Regions from separate parts of the Homo sapiens genome. Here all the other regions are linked to region 1. The links are chromatin contacts, found by Hi-C or POLR2A ChIA-PET in ENCODE. All regions are on one chromosome and are shown on one strand. Each heading gives the region's core, a stretch centred on a gene start or an enhancer-like site at or near the end of the contact. The rest is flanking DNA. Distances are from core to core; before and after follow the strand shown. Region 1 has its middle 18 kb from the start of KLF6. Region 2 overlaps LINC02669 (long intergenic non-protein coding RNA 2669). Region 3 has its middle 110 kb from the start of LINC00702. Region 4 overlaps LOC107984195 (a long non-coding RNA gene).

The links. Hi-C counts contacts between places; a loop is a spot of excess contacts on that map. ChIA-PET counts read pairs that join two places held with the same protein, here RNA polymerase II (POLR2A). Pooled maps may share reads with other maps.
Region 2: a map of naive thymus-derived CD4-positive, alpha-beta T cell shows a loop between it and region 1 (6-fold over the local background). The contact joins two enhancer-like sites. A Hi-C loop is called at or near these places in 2 of 168 maps with a recorded cell type or tissue (endothelial cell of umbilical vein and naive thymus-derived CD4-positive, alpha-beta T cell) and 8 of 50 pooled maps. POLR2A ChIA-PET finds 5 or more read pairs at or near these places in 4 of 52 experiments (HEK293, MCF 10A, RWPE1 and 1 more).
Region 3: a map of endothelial cell of umbilical vein shows a loop between it and region 1 (10-fold over the local background). The contact joins two enhancer-like sites. A Hi-C loop is called at or near these places in 2 of 168 maps with a recorded cell type or tissue (endothelial cell of umbilical vein and naive thymus-derived CD4-positive, alpha-beta T cell), 18 of 37 single-sample maps with no recorded cell type and 18 of 50 pooled maps. POLR2A ChIA-PET finds 5 or more read pairs at or near these places in 9 of 52 experiments (CD8-positive, alpha-beta memory T cell, HepG2, MCF 10A and 6 more).
Region 4: a map of chondrocyte shows a loop between it and region 1 (2.0-fold over the local background). The contact joins two enhancer-like sites. A Hi-C loop is called at or near these places in 5 of 168 maps with a recorded cell type or tissue (ascending aorta, chondrocyte, heart left ventricle and 1 more) and 10 of 50 pooled maps. POLR2A ChIA-PET finds 5 or more read pairs at or near these places in 2 of 52 experiments (activated naive CD8-positive, alpha-beta T cell and naive thymus-derived CD4-positive, alpha-beta T cell).

What each region holds. Positions count from the first base shown.
Region 1 is chr10:3,801,918-3,805,258 of GRCh38, forward strand. No RefSeq gene overlaps it. Among named protein-coding and RNA genes, the nearest start is that of KLF6, 18 kb to the left of the region's middle. RefSeq lists enhancers at 1,504-1,815, 1,912-2,223 and a cis regulatory region at 1,583-1,750. Within about 2 kb of position 1,659, at least 10 of the 41 ENCODE cell types and tissues checked have a DNase peak (open chromatin) inside an H3K27ac peak, as active enhancers do.
Region 2 is chr10:3,451,535-3,454,875 of GRCh38, forward strand. The region is part of intron 3 of LINC02669 (long intergenic non-protein coding RNA 2669); the gene reads right to left. The region is part of intron 1 of LOC105376360 (a long non-coding RNA gene); the gene reads left to right. It overlaps LOC124902538 (a long non-coding RNA gene), which reads left to right. Exons shown (of 2, transcript XR_007062362.1): 1 at 1-1,155. Among named protein-coding and RNA genes, the nearest start is that of LINC02669, 50 kb to the right of the region's middle. RefSeq lists an enhancer at 728-1,365. Within about 2 kb of position 1,602, at least 4 of the 41 ENCODE cell types and tissues checked have a DNase peak (open chromatin) inside an H3K27ac peak, as active enhancers do.
Region 3 is chr10:4,129,861-4,133,201 of GRCh38, forward strand. No RefSeq gene overlaps it. Among named protein-coding and RNA genes, the nearest start is that of LINC00702, 110 kb to the right of the region's middle. Within about 2 kb of position 1,856, at least 8 of the 41 ENCODE cell types and tissues checked have a DNase peak (open chromatin) inside an H3K27ac peak, as active enhancers do.
Region 4 is chr10:4,065,419-4,068,759 of GRCh38, forward strand. All of the region lies in intron 4 of LOC107984195 (a long non-coding RNA gene), which reads left to right. Among named protein-coding and RNA genes, the nearest start is that of MIR6078, 76 kb to the left of the region's middle. Within about 2 kb of position 1,738, at least 6 of the 41 ENCODE cell types and tissues checked have a DNase peak (open chromatin) inside an H3K27ac peak, as active enhancers do.

The sequences.
Region 1 (3,341 bases), core at 409-2,908:
GCCGACCTGGCAGGATTGGTTTAGGATTAAGGGAAATGATGCACGCTCAGCACATCATAGAAGCTCTAGTAAATGTAAATGCTCTTTTCTGTTGTTTTTTCACATCATGGTGACAAATGGCTCCTCTGGAAGGTCCTGCAGATGTGAAACTGGGTGGTGGTGTCACCTGCTGACAGCGGTGGGTTTTTCTTCCCTTGGGTGCCATGAGGGTGAAGAGCTGGGGCGAATACTTGGAGGACGGGCACTTGGTTTGGTTCTGTTTTCTACATGTCCATCTCTACTGGGTTATCCATCCACCGGGTCACATATTGTCCTTGAGTTGCCCACAAGTCCTGGGGATCTACCAAAATGTCCCTCTCAACAGCGGTGACTTCCTGGTCTTGGGTGGGGGACAGTGAGCTGGATTGTGTCCCCGAAGTTCCGCTCAACCCCTCCTTTTGACTCGGCACTTGTTCTTCCCACCTGGTCTCAAACATAGACTATCTTCACAGACTTCTCGGCTTGGTTCCCCCTCCCCTAGAAAACGTCTTGGTTGGGAGTGGAGACACATACTCACACAGACCCACAACAGACACAACACACACAAACACACAGAGACACACACAGACACATACACACCCTGACACACACAGAGGCACACATATACATGTTCACACACATACACAGACACACACAAACTTAGAGACACACAGACACATACACACACTAACACATACACAGAGAGGCACACATACACACGTTCATACACATACATAGGCACGACACACACAACAGACACAACACACACATCATACACAGACTTACACAGAGACACACAGACACATACACACACTGACACATACACACGGGCACACACATATATATTCACACACATACACAGACACAACACACACAAAAGACACAACACACACAAACTTACCCACACAGAGACACACAGACACATACACACACTAACACATACACACAGAGGCACACATACACATGTTCGCACATATACATAGACACACACAGACACACACATTCACACACAGAGACACACACAAACACTAATATATACAGACACACAGAGACACACACACACAGACACAAACACACACAGACACAGACACACAGGCACAAACACAAGCACACTCGTTCATACCCAAGAGGGTCTCGTGGCTACTGTGGCCACTAGTTCATGAGATGCTGGAGTTTGTCAGCTGGCTGAAGGCAAATTATACCCTGCATGAGTTATCAGGTTGATAATTGCCATTACTTTTAACGCAAAAACCTCAAATACTTTTGCGCCAACCTAAAAGCTTTAGATTTATTTTCAAATAAAGTATTGTTGTGATTAACAGATTAATAAAAACATGCCAGGTCTTAGTTTTAATGATTAACTTTGGGGACTGAGTAGACAGTAAACATTTGGCTAGAATTTCCTGTCCTCAGATACCGTGCGATTGAAAGAAAATCCGCTTGGTGATGTGCTATTTATAACACTATTTTAAAAGGTTATCTTGTTCAAATGCAGCATGTGCTTAGGAGTTAAATCCCAGAACTGCCTGACCAAGAAAAAAAAAAAAGGTGCTTTAAAGTAGCATGTTGTCATAGTAGTGTGAAAATGTGAAGGTGCGACTGGCCGTATGTGAAATGAACGCATTCCCACAGTGACTCCAGCCTCTGGTGAGAAATCCCGAGTCACTCTCATGAGTCGAGAAGCCCTCACCAGATGGCAGGGCAGAGAGTTGCTTCCTCAGTGCTTTCAGGTAAAATCTTACATGACAGAGCACAAGAAAACACGTTACTCTAAAAAGCAAATTGACGGAATCTGTCATTAAAAAAAAACTAAAATTATACAAGACTCTTCATGTCTCAAGGAAAATAATGGAGAAGAAATGTCAGGCGCTGTGGTTTTTCTGAATAGATTTGAGCACATATGCACCACAAGCCATTTTTTAGGAAAGTCAACTTTTCACACATTTACAGAAATAATTTGCTTCAGATCTGCAAAGAAGGCTTGAAGCCACATGTGTTTTCTAAACTGCCAATCCACGATAATGTCTGGAGTATCTTTTTTTTTTTTTTAAATACCTAAATTAGATCTATGCAGAGTGTGGAAACAGCAGATAACTAGCAATACAGAGTTAGTAGAGGAAAAAAAAGGAACTTTCTTGAAGCGTCTCCCCTCCCCCAGACAAAGTAAAATGACTGTATTGTGCTGTTATCGACAGAGTTGCACGCAGCAAATGCTCGAATCATTTCAGAGATAATGAGACATTATGTTTCTTAGTTCACTATTTAAAAATATAAAACCAACAATTACAGATGGAAACTATTCATTCTGAGATTTATGGAGGGAAAAGCAGAAAAACAAAAAAAAAGTCCATGTCTTTCTAATGGCTGCGTATACTGCAGATAATTGAGCCACAGAAAGGGAGTTGTGTTTACAGAGAGAAGCCAGCGGGCAAGGAAGATGTGCTGTGGGTTTGGGCCTGGTTCTGACACAGTCTCAGCCTCAGGGAGGCCTCTGTGGCTTCTGTGCGTAGAGGCCACAGCCATCACCTCCCTGGGTCTCTGATCTTTCGTGGTCTTGCAATAGTTTCCAGCAGTGGGAGACCCCGTTACAAAATAAACGGTACCTCAGGCAGAGACTGATCTCACTAGGGAAGCCCATGATTGCAAGAAATGTCACACGTCTAACTACGGAGACAGGAAAGCCTTGCTATTTGAATCATTGAAGTCTGGGTGGGTGTACTAGTGAATATCTCATCATAGAATTTAAATGATCTTTCTCTATGTATTTTCAGCACTGTTCAGCAGCACAGGCATTGTTCTGGAGTAGCCCGTGAACTGTAAACAGATTCTCAGTATGCAGCAGGCAAATCGCCTTGGGTGGATACCTGAAACTTTAAGTGTTTTAAGCACTTGTCCTGAGATACATTTTTTAGATTATCAATTTGCACTGTGTAGATGTCAAAGCTTAATAGACAAAGACAAACTTCAGCCCAGCCCTGGTCATAATGAACAAAATTTCTGAAGTTAATAAAATCCTTAAAAAGTACATTATAATGTGTTTAAAAAAATCCATTTTTAGTTAATAGCAGTAATGCTACTATTCAGTGTTATAAACGGTTTTACAACCAGATTCAAACACTAGAATCTATGCCCTTCAAAAACATTAAACATGTATTTACTTTCATTGAAAAATACTCATTTGATTTTATTATATTTGTGAAAACATATTTTGCAGTATTTAAATATTGGCGTATTAACTGATAAATTATCTCCTGGTTCCTAGAAAACGTTCATTAAGATCTCAAAGGCTTTATCTGTATTTTACATGTTTCTCTGAAGAAAAT
Region 2 (3,341 bases), core at 352-2,851, 350 kb before region 1:
CTCCACTGGGCCTGAAGAACCTGTCCATCTATCTTGATAAAGCCTTCAGCTTGAAGGCACCTGCAGTCTGGCCAAGGGTGCCACACAGCATTGTGTAGGACACCCTTTGAATACTTGTGGGTCATTGCTAAGCCGATTCCTCCTCCCTCCTCCTCTTTCCTCTAAATACCATGTTCTGGTTCTGCCTGTTTCTAGGTGGTCATTTCTAGGTCAGAACTATCCTATGCCCAAACAGAAGAGGGCTTGTCTGGGTTCTCAGCAAAGATGCCAGCACTTACAGAGCTTTACTAGGCAAAGCGTGATAGATGATAGATTCTGTGTTTCACCCACACTGCTTTGTTTTCACTGCTGTTTTGCAATGGGTTGTAAACATAACAGAGTCACTGCCAGTGCTAATGATCTGTGATTTTCTAGCAAGGAGGTCAATTGCACCGGGCACCTACCCACACTGCCTACTACCCTTAAAGCAGCAGATCCCATTTATTTTGGGAATGTGAACATCTTACAAACTCACACATTCCACATTGTTCTTCCCTGCCTCCCATGCCTTCATATAAATACAGCATCCCAAGGGAAAGAAAAACTGCCTTTTCATGAATCAGAGAGGATGCTTAACGTATTTGACTTAAAAAAAGTACTTTTAAAGACGTCAAATCCCAAAGTAAGCAGCTTTTACTTCAAAAATAAGCCCACTTCGATGGGAGATCAAAGGGATGGAACTTTCCAAGTTGCAGTTGAATTTAACATTCCAAGAGTCAGGAGGGCAGATTAAAATAGGATTTTGCTTGCAATAACATTTGCGGTCTGTTCAGCATTGTTGAGTGCTTAATCTAGCCAGGAAGTCTGATTTACAGGGAGCTACAGCAGGCCTTCAGCCCCCGGAATTCATCCCAAAAGCAACATGACTTTCGTTTTGAGGAAAGGCTTTGACACAGGGACTACTGCTTTCTCCCAGTAGGGGTTACCAGCCTATTTCAAATCAGGGCCTTTCTTTTCTATAGCAGCAATTGTAAGACAATGAAAACATCCTGTTTCAGAAAAGAATTTGCAAAGAAGTACAACAGGATATTCTCAAACCTGGTGCAAAGTGAATCATCTTATCAAACACAAACTACCTGAGCTATATATTGGTACTGTTTAATTGACAACTCTAAGGTAGGTCTTTGTTTTATTATTATTGTTACATTACTATCATTATTATTATTAATTTGCCATCTTCCTCTCCAAAAAGAACTGTGAATTCTTAAGAATACAGGAAAAGAAGGGACCTCAGGGCTATTATCCCCAAGGCCTTCTGTGGGGCAGGACGATTGAGGCTGGAAGGGGCTGATTTCATCCTCTTCTGAAAGCACTGCAAAAGTGAATTCTAGGGCTTCCTTCCAGAGAAGCCTTCAGAATGACTCAGGAGTCTTTTCATCTCTTCACCGAATTTCTCTTTCCTCACTGTAATTCAATTTAATTTTAGAAAATTAGAGTATAGAGTACTGGCTGCAAACACAAAAACATACAAATGCTACTTCAAAGAGCTTTTACTCTAGGAAGGAGGGCACGCATCTTCTAGTAAGCTCTGATGTTTTTCTCTGACCTCAGTGAAAATACAACGCTTTTTATTTCCAGTCATAGGTTTGGAATGTACTATCACACAGGGACATGCCGCTCAGCCTTTTCTAACCCCCATCGTAACATGCTAAAGAGAAACTGATGAAATCGTTTGCTCAAGGACATGTCTTTTAGCAGATGGGGCCAGAGTTAAACCTTGGTAATGGCTGATTCTAAAATCTAAGATATGATTTCTCATGTGCAAATTCTAAAATCAGGAAAAGTCTGAAAACAAAGTCATATTTGTAGAACTGACACCAAAATACATATGGCAGCAAAAAGTGAGCAGATTTATACAATATTGATGACAAGCTTTCTAAGTCCTTTATTCTGAATATGTATACAATTAGTACAGAAGTATTAACGTATTTTACAAATAGATGACTGCTCTAGCCCTGCTTAGGGTCCTGTGGAAAAATATGGTGAATATACCATATTTTGAAGATTGAAAAAGAAAAGAAGAACTCTGAAGCCTGTATCTCCTCAAGGGTTTTTCTTGGGGACAGTGGACCATGATGTAATTCCTCCCAAGGAAAGTGTAGAGAGCAATAACTCTTGCCGTAGAATACAATATTTTGTAAAACATGCATCAAAATATCAGAACTGAATGTAACCTTTAAGTGAATGTAATTTAACTTCCTCCTCAATTAAAAACCTTCTTTCTGCTGCTGACAGCTGTCCATTCAGCTAACCTGATGTTCTCTATTACTGGTGGCCTATTTATTGCTGCTCAGTCAGGGTTAATAGAAAATTCAGCTGGGCTTGGTGGCTCATGCCTGTAATATCAGCACTTTGGGAGGCCGAGGCGGGCAGGTCATGAGGTCAGGAGTTCAAGATCAGCCTGACCAACATAGTGAAACCCTGTCTTTATTAAAGATACAAAAATTAGCAGGGCGTGGTGGCGGGCACCCATAATCCCAGCTACTTGGGAGGCTGAGGCGGAAGAATCTCTTGAACCCGGGAGGCAGAGGTTGCAGTGAGCCGAGATCATGCCATTGCACTCCAGCCTGGGCTATAGGAGAGAAACTCCGTCTCTAAAAAAAAAAAAAAAAAAGAAAGAAAGAAAAAGAAAAAAAGAGAAAATTCTTCCTTCAGTTTAGCCACGTTGTCCTTCTCCATAACATCCCCAATGGATTCTGTTCTGTCTCATGACCAAGCGGCAGAAACAGGCCCAAGTGTGGTCCTTGCAACGACGGTGCCACTCACAGCACCAGGCCTTCCAGCGGTTGTTTTATTTTATTTTATTTTTACTTTTTTGAGACAGAGTCTCACTCTGTTGCCCAGGCTGGAGTGCAGTGGCACTATCTTGGCTCACTGCAACCTCCGCCTCCCAGGTTCAAGCGATTCTCGTGCCTCAGCCTCCCGAGTATCTGGGATTACAGGTGCGAGCTACCACGCCCAGCTACTTTTTTAGTAGAGATGGGGTTTAGCCATGTTGCCCAGGCTAGTCTCAAACTCCTGAGCTCAGGCAATCCGCCTGCCTCGGCCTCCCAAAGTGCTAGATTACAGGCGTGAGCGACCGCGCCGGCACAGTGGTTGCTTTAAAATTTAATTATTCACTTAAAACATTTCAAAGTGACTTGAGATCTTTCATTCAAAGTTTACACCCATAAATATTTGATGCCATTGGATGGATGCTTTTAGCTTTCTGTAGCTGTGATTTTTACCCCCTAATTTTGTAGATGAAGCTTTTAAAACACTCCACTCATTTGAAATAAAAATAACAAAGGAAAGGCTGAACA
Region 3 (3,341 bases), core at 606-3,105, 330 kb after region 1:
TCTTCATGTACAAGAAGGGGGAAAAAACAGTAACTCCACTGTGGCACTACCACTTTGCACTTGCTATTTATGGGATGGTTTTCTTCACAAGGAAAAAAAAAAGTACAAGTGGGAGCATTGGCAACTGTTAATTACAATGAGATAATGATCATTCGATAAGGAAAGAAATGGATTATGAGTCAAAAAATAAATATTGTGGAATCTGCGTGTAACACAATGTTTATTTTGGCACTTTGACTCTCCCACTAAATGATCTACGGGCAAAATTCAGTTGCAGACCTGCGATCGGGGGCTCCATGCCCCTATGACTTGTGCTGTCTAGATGGTGAGAGACGCTGAGAAGCGACCGCAGGAATCCCATCCTAGAGTGGTGGCCTCCTCTAGAGTGGTGAGACCTGTGACTGACTTATTCTAACCAATGCAGCGGCAGGGATGGCAGGTCCTTGTCTTGATAGAACAGCTGCTTCTGTGGCAGGGATGTGGTACAGCTGCCACAATATCATCATGTCTGTGATATGAGAGATCGAAATAGACACCCCTATATCGACAAACATGGACCCTAAGCTAAAGGGAACGGAGTTACCTATGTCTCAAAGGTTCAGAGCCTGGCTGGTGTGGCAAATTTCCAAATTTACACAGGTACAAAACAAACCACACTCGCTAAGCTCCCTCACAATGGTTGCTATCAGACCCCTCAAAGCTCTGATTTGCAACCCAGACCACTACCATTCTGATAGCTTTACAAACATTCTTTTCTGATAAACAATGGCAGACTTGAAGGCAGCTTCAGCAGCTTATAGAGGCTGTGCACAAACTGTTTTTGTTTCCTGCAGTTCATCTGTTGACATAAAGGGCTAATCCCACCTCATTTTAATGCTGAAACCCTGCCCCAAAGTGAACACGGGATGTATGTTACATACACATTCACCCATTGCACATGCGTTCCACTCTCCTCTTAAATATGTATAGCTTTTCCCCCAAACTTGCAGACCATGTGTGAGTCTATTGTGTAATAAGACCCCATGAGGCATAAAACCAACCCCTTCCTTCCTTCCTCAAAGAGAGAGCACCTTTGCCTCATTCTACGTAGTTCCTGCTGGAGTCTCCTGTGGTTGTGGTTGGGTCGTCTAAATTACTACAAAGAGCAAAAAAGCTCTGACATAAAAATGGTCTCTTATTTTCTTAATCTTTGTGTTTCTCAGGTGCACTGTTGTGAAGAGACCTCAGCATACGTGTCCAGAGCAGTTAGTAAACATTTAGTGAAAATCCATAAAGAATTTGTAAATGCTCTCTCTATAAATCCCTACCTGGACTCTTTCATTTTTTCCCCCAGTTTCCAGTAAGAGTACAAAGTTATGATTTTTACACGAAGATTTGTTTTCATCCCCTATTACTGTACCTTATGACATCCTGGCAAATAATAACAATAAGAAATGGGAACGATAACAGTAATTCTACTTTTGAAACACCTTTTGTCTGTAAACATATATACACTTTCTGTAAGTGTCAAGGGATATATTTAATCATGATACTAATCCCCGAGAACTTTGTGTTTTGTCTCAAAATTCAAATAGACACAGGGCCCTTTGTTTGGACTTAGTTGGTTGCACAACGCTTCCAAAGTTAGCGTGTACTGTGAAGTCAACTGGGATTTTCAAGACATTTTTATGTACACTAAATATGTCTTAACATGATCTTAATGAAAGATGTAATAATTGACTGGCAGATGGAAGAGGCAGCAAGAAAATTGTAGTTTAGTAAAATAAAGTTTCACATTACTATATCAATATTAGGTTTTACACTAAAAGGAAAGCTAAATTTAGGAGCTTTATTACATACTAGCATTGACATGAGTCATTTCCTCTCCATTAAAGCAACCAAAACCCCAACTTCCTATCTTAGGCTATAATCTGCACCAGCCAGCAGATTTCAGATCTCAATTCTGCATGTTTGAGTTCCTCAAAAAAAAAAAAAAAAAAAAAAAAAAATCTCAGTTTAAGTTTGTACTTTCAGTGGAATTTTAAATAATTCCAAGAATGAGAATAGCTAACATCAAGCATCAGATATTAGTCAGAACAGTTTCACTTTGAGCAATAAAATTAGATCTCAGTTGAAATTTGCAGATACTGGGAAAGGAAAAGTGAAGTACTTACATCTTCACAAAATAAAATGACTTGTATCAAATTGAGCACACCCACTAACACAGACACTCACAGACACACACAGCGAGACAACACAGAGATACAGATGACACACACACACTCACAGACATATACAGCGAGACAACACAGAGATAGAGGACACACAGACACACTCGCAGACACACATGGAGATAGAGACAGAGGCACAGACACAGACATACACCAACACAGACACAAGCAGAAACACAGACACAGACACACACACACACACAAGGAGATGCACAGAGACACAGACACACACACACACACCAACACAGACACAAGCAGATGCAGAGACACAGACACACACACATAGACACACACCAACACAGACACACAGAGACACAGGCACATATACACACACCAACATAGACACAAGCAGATACAGAGACACACACACACACGCACAGACACCAACACAGATACAAGGAGATACACAGAGACACAGGCACACACACACACAGACACACCAACACAGGCACAAGCAGATACACAGAGACACAGGCATACACAGAGACACACCAACACAGACACATGCAGATTGTGTGAGACAGACACACGTGCACACAAACTTCACCAACACGCACACACCCAATAATGATAAATGCTTCTCCACTTCTGTGTTTTGGTGACACTAATAATCTTGTACTTTCTTTGACACAGTAGCCCATTTTCTGTTCAAAAGCAACAGAAAAATATGTCATCTAGTTTACTGTTTTTAGAATTGTAGGATATTTTTGTTTCAGCCTCAATAAAATTACTTCTAAGTCCTTCTAAGTTTTGAGTGTCTTCTAATTTCTTCATTCCTCTAATGAAAGGTCCGGTCATGTGTAGATATCACCCCTGTGGGGACCCCCTCACATTGCACCTGACCTTGGCTGTGCTGCTGTCTGCCTGTGGATGGAGTGGATTGACAACGGTGGCATTCACATGATGAGAAAAATGCTCCTGGGGCCGCGCTCCTGGCGAATGGCTTTGGAAATCAACAAAACACAGTCCCACTTTTGTCTGTGACCAGTCTTCATGGCATATCAGTTAGAGTGGTGTGCTAAATTTTGAGACCAGGTGGACAGAAGTGAGTTAAATGTTTTCAAGTGATCAATAAAGACAAATACCTTTATTGGGTACTCATCTCAAGCTCTAGGAATGGAAAAATACAAA
Region 4 (3,341 bases), core at 488-2,987, 260 kb after region 1:
TCTGGCTTTCCCTCAGTGGCCTCTCCTTTCGTTTCTCATCATCAGTGTCTGCCCCTGCATTGACATGGCGGCTTGACATCATACTTCCTATCAAGGTGAGATTAAATAGAACTTCATACCTACTCCCTCTCCGACCATCTCCTGTGGGCCCCAGCTCCTCTGCTGCCTGGTGAACAAATGCAAGAAAGAATGATATCCAGCCCCTCGGCATGTCTGGCAATGTCAGGAGTGAGAATGCAGGGTGGCAACCGTGGACAGGCTGGCCTCTGAGGAAGCACTAAGGTCCTGGGGTCCGTGCCCCGCACAGCACATGGAGCAGGCCCACAGGCTGCTGTCATGAGCACCACGGTAGAGTTGCCACACAGAGTCTTAGTGTAAAATACCATGAGTTTATTTGACAAAAGGTAGCCCCAAGAAAATGTTTCAAGCAGGATAACATAAGTGCAGAGTCTGTGTTTATGGATCTTTAACCCAAACTTTCCCACCTGAATGTGATTCCTGGATAAACCCGAGACGCGAGTGTGAGTTAGGCTGGTTTTAGTGAACTATAAATACGAACAGTTTTCATTTTTATTAAGCATGCAACATTGTATTATTTAATATCACCTTAATTTGAACTTTGGAAGCTTTGATGATTGCACCCTATATTCCTAGTCAGCATTAATAGAGTAATACTATTTTTTTCCCCTAATTTCTTTGGTGATGGGACCGCCTATATTTACATTGCTGGACTGAGTAAAGGAATGTGGCTAAGAATACTGGCCTACAACTAATGAGAGGTGATATTGTTTAATGATCTAGGAGTTTTGGATTGAGAAAAACCCAGATTCAAGCTCAAGACCTAGAATCCAGATCAAATTCTGCTACTTACTAACTACATGAACTTTAATAAACATTTTTCTTTAATGCCTCTGAAAATAAGACTTATCAGATGCAGTAGTTCATACCTGTAGCCCCAGCATTTTGGGAGGTCAAGGCTGGAGGATCAAAGCCAGGAGTTTGAGATCAGGAGTTTGAGGGCAACATAGTGAGACCCTGTCTCTTACAAAAAGACTAATAAAGAGACCCACCTCACTGGTGGTTTGTGTTTGAGACAATGGAAGGAGCAATGAACGCTGGATCAAGAGGAAAACACGACAACACGACGTTGACTGATGCACAACATTCATTGCCAGAGAGAACAGAACGTTTTGGGATTATGAGCAAAACAAGCACACTGCTTCTAAGATGACACACCAACAGTGGTTTATGCCATCTTTTCATCATTGTGACAAATGCCACTTCATTTAGCATTTTCTTGTGTTCACTATGAATACTACTCAATATTTTAGTAGACCAAGGACCCCAGATATTCATGCTCCCAGCCATGATGTCAGCTCCCTTCTTCTGGGCAGTTGTCCCCAGAGCACCCCACCTACCACCAGCGGCCCTGGGGCTCTCAGAGATGCTCACAGCAAGTGTCTGCCCGGTATCTGATAAACAAGTTAAGTGGGATCTGTCAGGGAGGTATCTGGAGAGAGGTGGAGTGGGGCAGGGGACATGCATATTTACTCCCTTCAAGCACCAATCCATGTAGCTCACAGAAAGCAAACTCAGAGTGCTTAAAGCAAAAAGGGGCCCCTGTCCTGTCTGATCCTGCCCTGCACAGTCTTTGAGTTTATAGCAGCAGCTCCAGGCAGATAGTGGGCTGAGCACAGTCCCTGGAGATGAGGCCCTTTTGAGAAATTACCTCTGTCCCCAAGAGTGACTCCTGTTTCTCAGTTGGTAGCTGATTCATCTGAGACCATCTCATTGCAGAATTGACTTAGTAGCAAAGTCCTGTCTGAGAACACAGGCTTCTGGGGGAGAGGCCTCCAAGCCAAGTGACTCCTCAAATAGGACATGAGTTGCATAGGTTCTCTGAGCTCCTGTTTTCTTGTCCATGAGCTGAAGACAGTAAAGGAAATGGCAGGGTTTCCACGAGGAGTGAAGGAGCCCAAGGAGGGGGTCACAGGTGTTGCTGTGTAGGAGTTTATTCCCTGCCTTGCCTAGGAATTTATTCCTGTAAATCCATTTCCTTACTCACTTTTAAAATTCACCATTTCTTCATATGCTTGTCACTGTTACTACATTTGGGTCACTCTTCTGTGGCCCTCGAGGACTTTGGGGACACTCGGGTTTCCTCTGATATTTCATGCCATGACTCACCTATGTGCATGTCAACGGCCCACCCAGCACCCTACCTTCAAAATTTATGAATTTCCTCCACGCCCACAACTTTAACCTTTGTTTCACTTCTAGAATCCACTCAAGGGACAGGCCCTGGCCCTCCCCTTTACCAGTAACTCCTGTCTTTCTCTATCTCAGAAGTTCCTTTTTCTTGGGACACATGCCTGAGCCCCTTCTCCCTGCCAGTGTCCTCACCCTGGCAGAGCACATTGCTCCTTTTCACTGTGCAGCCAGTCTTTAGGTCACCCGGCTCCTCCTCATTCATCAGCCCCCTCTTGTCTTGCTTCCCTCATTCTAGTTCTGGACATACGATTCTATTTAAAAATCCACTCCCACTATCCCTTTCAATATTCTCACTCAACGAATGTTTACTGAATGATAACACCCTTCCAAATAACCTCTTCCACTTCCTTCTCTCTCACCCTCATATCCACTTAGAGAGTTTCCTCTCTTTAGCTTAGTCACTCATGACCCACTCATATTTTATGACATCTAAAGCAATATCAGTAACAAAATGCACCATGGCATTATGCACCACAGAGAAAGCAAACATGCTGCCAATTAAAGTAGAAAAAAGCCATCAATCGTAAGATGCATTCTGCTTTCAAAGCTGTTAAAATATGAAAATATATGCATCCTATAATATACAAAGTAATGGCATTTTTTAGATCCCTGCAAAGATACTTCCTAATCTTCTTTTCTCTCTGATATTAAATTTCATGAAAGAGACTGAGCTGTGAAGCCCTGACTCTTACTTCCCAGAGAGTCTTTATTCTACTACCATTTGGATCCCTCTTCTAATAAAACTGCTCTCTTAAAAATCGTGAGTCACGTCACAATTGCCAGCCCTGAGGCAGTGTCTAAGGCTGTCCTTCCCAGGGCCACAGCCTGAGCTGACGCTGCTGGCTGTCTTTCCTTCCTACAATGCTGCCCTTCATTCTGAGGATACATCTTCTGCTTATTGTCACACGTTGGTTAATCCTTCTCAGTTTTCAGACTAACGACTGCTTACCTGCATTATTTCTTCATGGTCCCATCTTCTATCCTTGCGATCTGTAGTTCCTCTTTTTGAAACCTCCCAAATCAGACTTTTTGCCCTCAGGACATACCCTCAAAGCGACTGGGTAAGTCAA